Regions from separate parts of the Homo sapiens genome. Here all the other regions are linked to region 1. A link is a contact called in ENCODE Hi-C or POLR2A ChIA-PET data. All regions are on one chromosome and are shown on one strand. The core of a region is the stretch at or near the end of the contact, and the rest is flanking DNA. Distances in the headings are between cores, read along the strand shown.

Region 1 (3,566 bases), core at 183-2,682:
TCCCGTCGCAAAGGAGACAGACACAGACCGCTTCTTCTGTTCAGGGGTTCAGCCAGGAGCAGGCTCTCTCTCTAGCCCCTCACAGGGACTAGAGAGGCTCTTGGTCCAGTCCTTCAAGCCACTCTCATCACTTCTGAGGCTACCGGCAACCCCAGGATGGGCCCAGCCCACTCACCCCGCAGCACCCTCGATGGTCTCCATCAACACCAGGAAGGCTTGGTCCGCCGGGCCCTCCAGGAAGAAGCTGGCCCACAGCTCCTCCAGGCGGCCATGGGGCAGCAGCTCCAGCCAGGCTGGGCTCAGCCTGCTGGCAAGACATCTGAGGACAGGCGAGAAGTGGGCCGAGGCAAACTCCTCCTTCTCCCTCGGGAGCGCTGGAGGCTCCATCTCACCGAGATACCGCTTCAGGGACTCCAGGGTGCAGAAGATGTGGCCGCCATCCTCCGAAGACGAGAGGGCATGAATGGCTTCCCGGACGGCGAGTCGAACCTCTGAGGGTGCTGGCTCCATCCTGCAGGACAGATCTGGGCGTCACGGGAAGACGACCTGTGACATGGACACAGGGCTCAGCTTGGGGCACGGAAATAATCCACACAAGCTCAGGAAGCCCCTCGGTGAGCGCCCCGAGACCCCACACCCCTCAACCCTGGTCCCACCCAACCCTGTCCCGCCTCCTTCCCCTCCAGTGCCTGCCGGTTTCCACCCAGAGTTCGCTCCTCCGCTCGGACCCCAACGCTACCAGCCACTGCAGGGCTTCTCAACCCGGGCCACTGTGCCCAGGGAACATTCTCAGTTGTCTCAACCGGGAGTGCCACTGGCGCGAGAGGGAGGTGGAGGCTAGAGATGCTGGTGAGTGTTCCCCGGGCACAGCGCGGCCCCACGCGTCCTCGCACCCAAGGCGGGAAACTCGGCCCGCGGGAGCTGCCGGCCCTCCCGGCTCCCTGAGCGGTGAGAGGTGGCTCCAGTCGCCATTCCTCCGCCCCTTAGAAACCAACAGCTTACGGGGAACACGGGTTCGGGGCTAGAGGAGCCGCACGCGGACCCGCCCCCGATCCAGGCCCGGACCCCGACCTGTACCCGGACCCCGACCGGACTCCTACCCGACCTGGACCCGACCCAACCAGACCTGGAGCCCAACCCGACCCAACCGGACCCCCGATCCCCGATCCCCGACCCCCAACCCGACCTGGACCCGGCTCCCGGGTGACTGCAGCGCGCTCAGGCGCCGCGCGCCACCGATTCGCTGCAGCCGATTCCCCACGGCCGCCGCGGCCCCGGACGAAACGCGATCGCGGCCCAGCCGGTTGGCCCCGAGCACGAGTTCCTGGGTCCGGGCGAGGCTCCCGCGGGTTTTCTTGAGCCTCTGGGGCGGGTCTCCGCGGGCCTCTCAGCGCGAATCTGCGGAGGACGCCAGGCGGGAGGGCGCATCTGCGCCTGCGCTGCGCGGGGACGGGGCGGAGCCTGGACGCGGGAGCGGGGGGCGGTGGGGTGGGCGGGGCCTGACGCGTGAGTGGGGCGGGGCCTGAGGGCAGGGCCGCGCTTCCCCACGTGGCTGCGAGCTGGGTTCGCTGCGCCCGGGTGGTGGGTTCTCGCCTTAGTTTCTCCCATCTCGGTCGTCCCTACCCTGGAGTGATGTCAGCCGTCTCTTCCCTCCGCCTCGGGTCCCACATTCTCTCCAGAACGCCGAGCGTTCGCTCTAAGGCAGATGTTTACCAAGACAGGCCTGGCTCGTCTTCCCCGGATGTAAGGCTCTGCTTTCAAGGGTCAGAGGCCAGTAAGGGAAACGCACGGTACACAAGGAAGTAAAAGAGCAGTTGAGATCATGTCAGATCTGAACAATTGCAGCTCCGTAAATGAGGCCGGGTCGTGGAATAAAAACTGCGACCAGTAGGGTAAGCGCTAGACGCATGTGGCTCTGTAAATTAACTGAAGTTAAATAAGTCCAGTTCCCTTGCAGCACTAGCCCCATCTCAAGGGCTCGGTACTACCTTTGGCTGTGGCCGCCAGGCTGGACAGCCGGACACTGAACATTTACAACATGCAGTGCCTTCTGTACACCGCAGCGGAGTGTGGGGGGCTTCATCTTTGTGGAGGGGGCAATCCAGGAAGACACCTAAAGAGGCGCCATTTCAGCAGTGATGGATGTGGGAAAAGCTGGGGAACAGTTATCCATTCAACAAACATTGATTAAATGCCTGCTTGGTGCACCAAGCCTTCTGAGCAACAAATGATGCAAAGTTCCTGCTCACCTATCGGGGGAACAGATAAAGTACATACGAAATATGCCAGGTGACAGGCCTCGAGCAGAAAAACTGGCAGAGGCCGGGCCCGGTGGCTCACGCCGGTAATTCCAGCACTGGGAAGCTGAGGTGGGAGAATCGTTTGCACCCAGAAGTTCAAGAATGGGAAAAATAGTGAGACCCTGTCTCTACAAAAAATTTAAAAATTAGCCAGGCACGGTGTCATGAGCCTGTGATCCCAGCTACTCAGGAGGCTGAGGTGGGAGGATGGCTTGAGCCCGGGAGGTTGAGGCTGCAGTGAGCCATGTTCACTGCCACTGCACTCCAGCCTGGACAACAGAGCAAGACCCTGTTTCAAAAAAAAAAAAGGAATCAAAATAAAAAACCGGTAGGGTAAGAAAATAAGAGCCAGTGGCCGGGCACAGTGGTTCACACCTCTAATCCCAGCACTTAGGGAGGCCGAGACGGGTGGGTCACAAGCTCAGGAGTTCGAGACCAGCCTGGCCAACATGGTGAAACCCCGTCTCTCCTAAAAAAAGAATAATAATAATAATAATAGTAATACAAAAATTAGTTGGGCGTGGTGGCATGTGTCTGTGATCCCAGCTACTTGGGAGGCTGAGGCAGGAGAATTGCTTGAACCCAGGAGGCAGAGGTTGCAATGAGTGGAGATTGTGCCATTGAACTCCAGCCTGGGTGACAGAGCGAGACTCCTCCAAAAAAAAAAAAAAAGAAAAGAGCCAGAGAGCAGTGGGTGCTGTCTTACGTAAGGTGAGAGCTCTGAACAGAACACCTTAGAGCAGAGCCCTGAATGTGTTGACAGCCAGGGAAGAGTCTCACTGGCAGGAAAACGGCAGGTGCAAAGGCCTGAGGCCGCAACTGTTGCCCGGGAGGTGGAGCCGAGGGAGGCATATGCAGGGGTGAGGCCTGGAGGGAGTGAGGCAGTGGGCCAGGCCACAGAAGGCCCTCGCAGGGACTAAGATTTTGCTTGTGTGGCAGGCATCTCCTGGAGCCATTGAAGGCACGGGTCCATGCTGGTGCAGTTAGGAGAGCAGACGGTAGGGGGGCGACACGGACGAGGGGACTAGGTGGCCATTGTGAGGATGAGCTTGGGGCGGAATGGGGGTGTAGAGAAGCAGCTGAACTCAGGGCATGTCTCTGCAGGCAGAGCTGATGGATGGGATATGGGGCAGGCAGCATCCCATCATCCCGGAAACTCCTCCTCCGTCCGCTGCTGGGTTCCAGCCCTCGCCAGTGCCCACGGCAGCTCCGTCCTTCCCTATTCCCTTCTTTTCCTGAAGCCCCGCATCCAACAGTGGGTGCTTG
Region 2 (4,056 bases), core at 14-2,513, 530 kb before region 1:
AAACCCCGTCTCTACTGAAAATACAAAAAAAATTAGCCAGGCGTGGTGGTGGGCATCTGTAATCCCAGCTACTGGGGAGGTTGAGGCAGGAGAATCGCTTGAACCCAGGAGGCGGAGGTTGCAGTGAGCTGAGATTGCGTCACTGCACTCCAGCCTGGGCAACAGAGCTAGACACCATCTCAAAAACAATAAATAAATAATTTAAAAACAAATAAAAAAAAAAAGATGGGATGGAGAACAGCATGGCAGAGGGAGGGGCCACAAGGGACATGAGGTCACAACCAGGGCCAGGAACCAAGGAAATATCACCGGACACACTGCTGCTACAGAGTTAACAAAAGAGTCCCCAAAGCCATGAAGGAGCTGAGGAGGGTAACAGAGTAGCAAAGGGCCGGGCAACAAAGGAAGTGGGCCTAGCAAAGCAGGGAGCAGGAGGAATGAGGCAGCCAGAGAGGAACCAGAGGTCACGATTTCAGAGGAGGTGCAGAGTCAGTGAGAGGGGACAGTGAGTCCAGGGGCCTGGAGGAACAGGCGAGGAAGGGTGACCTAGAAGCTCTCGGGGGCAAACCCTCCCAGGCCTCTTCTCCAGCCAGCCTCCGGAAGCTCTCAGCCCTGGTCCGAGGCTGACCTTGGCCCGTATGGGTGCTGCGCTGGAGGCAGAGAAAGGCGAAGGGAAGCACCTGGGCAAAGGTGTTCAGGGGCCGCAAAGTGCTTGGTGTCTCGAAGAAAGGGCTAGGGAGGTGGGCGGGAGGGAGTAGGGTCAGCATCGAGAGGAGGGTGGACTTTATTTTCCTGGTTCTGTGGGGTGCAGATGGGGTGTGGGTGACGTGGGCTCCCCGGGCCCCAGCAGGAGGGAAGAAAGTCAAGGCAGAGGCAATCAGAGGCTTGGGAGATCCCCCAACTCTCCACCCAACCCCCTTAACCCACGCCTGCCAGCATGCTACCCAGGCGTGGGTCCTATCCAGCAGAGGGAGAGCAGGTCTCAGCCGTTCCCCTGGGCTGTCGGTGGGGGGTCCACCGGGGTGGGGGCCGCCCGTGCACTCCTGTTTTGGCAGGACCTTTCCTTCGGGCCTTGAACCCGCATCCCTCCAGCAAGGTCCCAGCGATCTCAGGGAGCCCGAGCCTGGACCTGGACCGGGGCTCCGGGGTGTGGCCGTGGCCTGGGGCCCTGTCTGGGGGTGGGGCCACTATTCCGACTCCCGGTAATGGTCCAGAGCTGCTCAGGCAGGCGGGGCTTCCTAATGGACATTAATGGCCCTTCAAGCATAACCAGACCGCGCCTAGGGCCTCTTCCCTCAGGCTGCACCATGCCTCTCTTTACATTCTGAAACTGGAGCAGGCGGAGCCAGCGCGACAGAAGGAGGTGACCAACAGAGACCCACAGACCAGACAGAGAGAGAAGGCCGGGGGACTGCGACGACCCAAGAGTGGGGAGAGGCAGGAAACCGCTGCCGCCGACGGGGCGACCCCGCCCACCCGTCGTGGCCCCGCCCACTGCGGCTCTAGCCCCGCCCGTTGCTGGAGGCGCGAGTCGGACGCTACCGCCCGGAACAGTAGCCGCGCAGCGCCACCTGGCCGGAACTGGTGGCATTGCATCGTGCGAGGAGTTGCCCCAGGATCCTGCCCATCTGGCTTCCTTCCACTCGATCCAGTCCTGTGGGGTGGGGACTGGGGTGAGGCTGGCGCCCTAGGCCTGGTTGCGCTGCAGGGGAATAAGGGTGTGGAGTGGGGGAGGCAGAGAAGCCTCTCATGGGCTCTGTCTCCCCATCTTGGACCAGGCAAGCACCAGGGAACATCACTGAACGCCCCCCCGCCAGCCCCGCGAGAACAGAGCTTTGAGCACCTTGGCCTGCGCAAGGGGAGGCCAGAGCTGAAGCAGCCCCAGGAAGAACATTTAACCCAGCCTGGGGCCCTGGAGTCCTCCTTCGGCGGGGGAGGTCCCGGGCTGTCCTGGAATCTGCAGTCTGGAGCAGGCGGTGGGGAAGGGGGAGGAGGCAGTGGGAGGGGCGGTGAGAGCAGACAGAGCCAGCCCTGCCAGAGCACGGGTATCGTCCCATAGGCAGTGGGGAGCCCTTGAGGCGTGGTGTGGTGGTGACGAGGTCAGGACATCCATGTTCTTAGAGGTCAGGTTCAGTGAGGAACAGGGGCAGGAGTGGGAAGGAATGAGCTCGCAGGAGAATGAGTTGCCCTGTGAGGTGTGTGACCACCTCTTCACCCAGCACAGAGCCGGAGGGAGGGCTAGATGGAACCAAGGGCTCCATAAGAATTGGCTGTTGGCCGGGCGCGGTGGCTCACGCCTGTAATCCCAGTACTTTGGGAGGCCAAGGCGGGCGGATCACGAGGTCAGGAGATCGAGACCATCTTGGCCAACATGGTGAAACCCCGTCTCTACTAAAAATACAAAAATTAGCTGGGCGTGGTGGTGGGCGCCTGTAGTCCCAGCTACTCGGGAGGCTGAGGCAGGAGAATGGTGTGAACCCGGGAGGCGGAGCTTGCAGTGAGCGGAGATCATGCCACTGCACTCCAGCCTGGGCAACAGTGCAAGACTCTGTCTCAAAAAAAAAAAAAACAAAAATTAGCTGGGCGTGGTAGTGGGCACCTGTAATCCCAGCTACTGGGGAGGCTGAGGTGGGAGAATCATCTGAGCCGGGGAGGCAGAGAGGCGGAGGTTGCAGTGAGCCGAGATAGTGCCTCTTCAGCATGGGCTGGAGACTCCGTCTCAAAAAAAAAAAAAAAAAAAAGAAAAGAAAAAGAATTGAAGGGGTGGAGATAAAAAGCACCCACATTTGGGAGACAGACACACCTTGGAGATGGAAAGGACCTACCAGTGAGGGGAGGGGGGCTTCTAGAAGTGGGGGTGGGGAGCTGGTTCCACAGAGGCATCCTGGAGCCAGGCCCAGGACCACCTCTCCCCCAATGCTTGCTGGGTGGCCCCAAGGGGGGACCCTGCCACATGGCCACAGGAGGGCTCCAAGGGTGGGCTGCATCAGGGCATGTGACCTTGGTGGTTTGGGGTCCAGGACAGTCATTGGAGTCCCAGGGAAGATTAGAGAGGGTTGAAGAGGCAGCGGGAGGGAGGAGGGGCCCAGACCCTTGGGAAGGGAACTGGAGGGGGCCTGGTGGATGGAGGTCCTCGGTGTTCAAGATGGCAGGGCACATTTATGTGGGGGGGCTGGAGCCAGTGACCAGAAGTGCATGCAGAGGGGGATAAAAGGCAGAGAAGCAGGCCGGGTGCGGTGGCTCACACCTGTAATCCCAGCACTTTGGGAGGCTGAGGCGGGCGGATCACGAGGTCAGGTGATCGAGACCATCGTGGCTAACATGGTGAAACCCCGTCTCAACTAAAAATACAAAAAATTAGCTGGGCGAGGTGACGGGCGCCTGTAGTCCCAGCTACTCGGGAGGCTGAGGCAGGAGAATGGCGTGAAACCGGGAGGCGGAGCTTTCAGTGAGCCGAGATTGCGCCACTGCACTCCAGCCTGGGCGACATAGCCAGACTCCGTCTCAAAAAAAAAAAAAAAGGCAGAGGAGCAGCCAGGGGCAGTGGCTCATGCCTGTAATCCCAGCACTTTGGGAGGGAGGCTGAGGTGGGCGGATCACCTGAGGTCAGGAGTTCAAGACCAGCACGTCCAACATGGTGAAACCCTGTCTCTACAAAAATACAAAAATTAGCTGGGCATCATGGTGGGTGCCTGTAATCCCAGCTACTCAGGAGGCTGAGGCGGGAGAATCGCTTGAACCTGGGAAGTGGAGGTTGCAGTAACCCGAGATCGCGCCATTGCACTCCAGCCTGGACAACAAAGAGAGACTGCATCTCAAAAAAAAAAAAAAAAAAAAGCAAGAAGCAAGGTGGGGCTCAGGTGGAGGGGCCCCTCCTCCCGGGGCATGACCCAGAAGAAGGGGACCAGGGGTTCTTAATCAATCTGCGGAAGCCTTTGGCTAAGGGAGGGAGGGGGTGCCGGGAGATCCAGGTTTGAAATGAATGCTGAGTGCCCGGCGCTTCCCCTGGTCGGCGAGGGAGGGGCCCCTGACATTTGCCAGGGCGTGGGCGCGCCT
Region 3 (3,871 bases), core at 76-2,575, 860 kb after region 1:
CCAACGTCCTTGCCCTAGCCAGAGCGATATGGGGTTCCCATTGGTGAAAAACGGCTCAGCAAAGGCGCTAAGCCAGTCCTGAATGCAGAGCCAGGCGCTTGGCACTTTCTGGAGAAGAGCCCGGCTCTGAGGCTGGGACCCCAACCCTCGGGCGCACATAAATCGCGGCCTGTGACTTGATTTCGGGGGTCACCGACCGACCCCTCACGCTATCCGTGGGCCCTGAGCTGGTGCTGTTACCCCAGTGTCACAGAGAAACCCTGGGGCATTATTCGTGCCCCTCCCGCAGACCGCCCAGTTCTGCAGGCTGGGACCGCCCGCCCCGCCCTCTGCCGCCCCTGCCGCCCCTGCCGCCCCTGCCGCCCCTGCCGCAACCCCGCTCTGGCCCCGCCCCAACCCGCCAGTCCACACTCATGTCCCGCCCCCCAGCCCCGCCTCCCCTCTCGGACCCGCCCCGATATGGCCCCGCCCCTCCGGCAACCCCGCCCTAAACTCGGACCAACAGGGGGCCCCAGCCCAGCCCCGCCCTCTCCCCAGCCCCGCCCCGACAGGGCCTCGCCCCCATCGGCTCACGAAGGCCAACGGCTTCCACGGCTCAGGCCCGAATCGAGACTGTCCTCCAGCTCGCGTCCTTCACGCCCGCTCCTTCCCCTCCGGCACTGGGGGGCACCGCGAGACTCTTACCCTCGCGGTCCCGCCAGCTGGGTCCTCCTATGCAGTCGCCAGCTCCCTTGCGCTGAGCCCGGCGCCAGCGGCGGCGCACGCCCGGAGGACTTCCCGCGTCACAGTCTCTTGTCTCCGCGGGCAGCAACTGTCTTAGACAGCGCCGCTGGTGTAGTGGTATCATGCAAGATTCCCATTCTTGCGACCCGGGTTCGATTCCCGGGCGGCGCACTTAGTTTTTTTTCCCATTTGAACATCGAACTCTCGCTAACGCCAGAAATTTAAAAGTAGAGAAAACCCGAAACCAAGGGAAGGCGCCCAGTCTGGCGCAGCGCTGACACAAATTTCGGAGAGTGACACAGGTGCCCTGAAAACCCTGGACGGCCATGGGCGACAGGGTGCCTGAGCTGAGGCGCCTGTAAACCAGCAAGCCAAGCTCGCCGTTCAGTCCCCTGCCTGGGACCGCCACACACCGCTGAGCCGCTCCCCACCGTGCCTCTGGCGACTGCTGGTCCTTTAACAGGAGGCGCGCGTGCTCCTGGGAGTTGTAGTTTATCAGCTTCCGACGTGCCCCGCGGTATCTGGACTACAGCTCCCGACGTGCCCCGCGGAAGCCCGGCCACCGCCCCCGACGCGACCCGCGCCGCGTCCGCGGCGGGGAGTTGTTGCTGCCGCGATGCTGGTGGCGGCGGCCGCGGAGCGGAACAAGGATCCCATCTTGCACGTGCTGCGGCAGTACCTGGATCCGGCCCAGCGTGGCGTCCGCGTCCTCGAGGTGGCCTCGGGCTCCGGCCAGCACGCAGCGCACTTCGCGCGGGCCTTCCCCCTGGCCGAGTGGCAGCCGTCGGACGTGGACCAGCGCTGCCTGGACAGGTGCGGCCCCCGGGGCGGCCACTTCTATCGGTGCGGCGGTCCGGGGCCTCAAGAGCCCACGGCCCGCAGCCCCGGAGGAAAAGGATGCGGCTCGGGCTCTGAGGGTGCGGGGTGGGAGCCTGGGGGTGCCCCCGGGGCAGGCCCTAGCTGTGCGGCCCCCGCGGCTGCGGAAGTGGGTGGACCTCGGGGTCCCCCTTCCCAGCCGCTTTGGTCTCCGCTCCTCAACGTGCCCCCCAGCCTCCCCTAAGAAATTCTGTGGGGGCGTCGGAAAGGCGGGTGCACAGGACTCGGCCCCCACCCAAGCGTTCGCCTCCTGCAGCATCGCGGCCACCACGCAAGCCCAGGGCCTGACCAACGTGAAGGCCCCGCTACACCTGGACGTGACGTGGGGCTGGGAGCACTGGGGCGGGATCCTGCCACAGTCGCTGGACCTGTTGCTCTGCATCAACATGGCCCATGTCAGCCCCCTGCGCTGCACGGAGGTCTGTGGGGAGCCCAGCATGGGTGTCTGCCGTGGCACCACTCACCCTGCATGGGGGCAGCTGGGATGCCAGATTTGCCCCCATCACAGTCGGGGTGAGGGTCTCCAGCCTCCCCCATCACAGTCGGGGTGAGGGTCTCCAGCCTCCCCCATCACAGTCGGGGTGAGGGTCTCCAGCCTCCCCCATCACAGTCGGGGTGAGGGTCTCCAGCCTCAGGGCCTGGCTTCTGTTGGGGGCAGCACCTCACTGCCGTCCTGTTCCTACTCACCAGGGGCTCTTCAGAGCAGCAGGACACCTGCTCAAACCCAGGGCCCTGCTCATCACCTACGGGGTGAGTGGGCCTGTCCACGGCGGGCCTCCCGCTCCCAGTCCTAGCTGCTGTCTCCTGCCCTGCTGAGAGTCCTCCCTCCTGGGCTCCCTGCCCCCCGCCCAGCCACCAGCACGGCCTCCCCTCCACTTCCAGTCTGTACCCCTCCCTGGGTCATCTGCCAGCCTCCCTACCCCCTTGCCCACCAGGCTGGCCTTGGCTGACTCCCTCTTGGGGACAGGGAGGGGGTGCCCTTTCATTCTCCAAACCCCAGCCTGCAAGTCTGTCCCAGGCTCTCTGGGAAATACCCCGACCTTGGTCCAGTGGGCTGTGTCCCCATGCCCACAGCCCTATGCCATCAATGGGAAGATCTCCCCCCAGAGCAACGTGGACTTTGACCTGATGCTCAGATGCAGGTCAGAGCTAGAGGCGGGGGGTCTGGCTCAGGTGGCAGGTGGCTTGGGTGGCACCCCCCAGGCCATGACTCCATCTCCCCACCCTCTGCAGGAACCCAGAATGGGGGCTTCGGGACACAGCCCTCCTGGAGGACCTGGGAAAGGCCAGTGGCCTGCTCCTGGAGAGGATGGTAGGTGGGGGAGCGGGGGCCCAGGCAACCTCTCTAGGGGTTGAGGGCCGTCCTCCAGCAAAGTGTTTCTCCAGGTGGACATGCCAGCCAACAACAAATGCCTGATCTTCCGGAAAAACTAAGCCCCTCCTTCACCCCCGCACACCTGCATCCCTGCCGGAGGCTCTGTGAGGCACGAACCCTGCCTCCCTAGGCCGGACCTTGTGGACGACAGCCCCACCCAGTCTGTGCTCTCAGCCGCTGGCCGAAGGGCCCAGCCTGCTCAGAATAAAGCATGTCCTGCTGCCGGCTTGCTGGTGTCTGCCCCACCTCCTCCTAGGAGCACCTTGTGAGGTTGGGTGGGAGACGGGGTCTCCTGTGGGGTCAAGGGCTTGGGACGTCCTGATCCTTGCTGCTGGAGCTCGGGCAGTGGGATTGGGGCCGAGACAGCTGCTGAGGCAGGATGGAGCTGGTTGGGGATGCAGGGGCGGACAGGCACTCCCTGGTGACCTTGTACCAAAGCCCAAGCCCCAGTGGGTGTCAAGGCCCCAGCGGAAACTGGCTGGGCATGGGGCACCTGGAAGGATGAGGGTCGCCCGACCAGCAGCAGCAAGCCAGGAGGTCTGAGGCACAGGGAGTGCGTTTATTCACCAGGACGGGGTGGCGCAGGCCCCTGCGGGGGCTAGTCCTGGAAGCGGTTGAGCAGCTCGCAGGCCTGCTTCTCCAGCAGCTCCAAGATCTTCTTGACGCGCTTCTCGCTGGCGGCGCGGACGTAGCTGCCGGCGTCCAGCACGGCCACGCCATCGCGCACCTCACCCATGATGACCAGCGGCCCGTCGCCCGCCGTCATGTTGGGGCAGGGGCAGGCCCAGTCCATGCCACTCAGCGTCACCTCCAGGTACTTGGTGCCCAAGAACTTGAGGCCCATCTTGTCATCCTTGAGCACGTCCTCGAGCGCCACGCGGGCGATGCCGCCGGCGG

What was found. A loop is a pair of places that touch in the nucleus more often than their neighbours do. ChIA-PET counts read pairs that join two places held with the same protein, here RNA polymerase II (POLR2A). Pooled maps may share reads with other maps.
Region 2: a pooled map shows a loop between it and region 1 (4-fold over the local background). The contact joins the enhancer-like site here to the promoter of TELO2 in region 1. A Hi-C loop is called at or near these places in 1 of 50 pooled maps. POLR2A ChIA-PET finds 5 or more read pairs at or near these places in 3 of 52 experiments (H1, Panc1 and WTC11).
Region 3: a loop to region 1 is called in a pooled map, with 9 times the contacts of the local background. The contact joins the promoter of METTL26 here to the promoter of TELO2 in region 1. A Hi-C loop is called at or near these places in 3 of 37 single-sample maps with no recorded cell type and 3 of 50 pooled maps. POLR2A ChIA-PET finds 5 or more read pairs at or near these places in 2 of 52 experiments (H1 and PC-9).

What each region holds. Positions count from the first base shown.
Region 1 is chr16:1,491,226-1,494,791 of GRCh38, reverse strand. It overlaps TELO2 (telomere maintenance 2), which reads right to left and starts at 1,432. Exons shown (of 21, transcript NM_016111.4): 1 at 1,187-1,432; 2 at 176-546. The coding sequence starts at 510. RefSeq lists silencers at 995-1,194, 1,205-1,254, 1,425-1,514 and enhancers at 727-1,627, 1,725-1,774.
Region 2 is chr16:2,020,803-2,024,858 of GRCh38, reverse strand. No RefSeq gene overlaps it. Among named protein-coding and RNA genes, the nearest start is that of NPW, 3.0 kb to the right of the region's middle. RefSeq lists silencers at 1,383-1,562, 4,037-4,056 and a cis regulatory region at 562-2,251. Within about 2 kb of position 1,263, at least 19 of the 41 ENCODE cell types and tissues checked have a DNase peak (open chromatin) inside an H3K27ac peak, as active enhancers do.
Region 3 is chr16:633,759-637,629 of GRCh38, reverse strand. METTL26 (methyltransferase like 26) reads left to right here and starts at 1,325. Exons shown (of 6, transcript NM_032366.5): 1 at 1,325-1,536; 2 at 1,856-2,018; 3 at 2,290-2,349; 4 at 2,674-2,741; 5 at 2,833-2,911; 6 at 2,986-3,200. The coding sequence starts at 1,340. The coding sequence ends at 3,033. It overlaps TRG-CCC2-2 (tRNA-Gly (anticodon CCC) 2-2), which reads left to right and starts at 824; the gene lies at 824-894. LOC100287175 (a long non-coding RNA gene) reads right to left here and starts at 678. Exons shown (of 4, transcript NR_149003.1): 1 at 574-678. WFIKKN1 (WAP, follistatin/kazal, immunoglobulin, kunitz and netrin domain containing 1) reads right to left here. Exons shown (of 2, transcript NM_053284.3): 2 at 3,513-3,871. The coding sequence ends at 3,573. RefSeq lists enhancers at 1-295, 1,726-2,385 and silencers at 1,314-1,433, 1,484-1,663.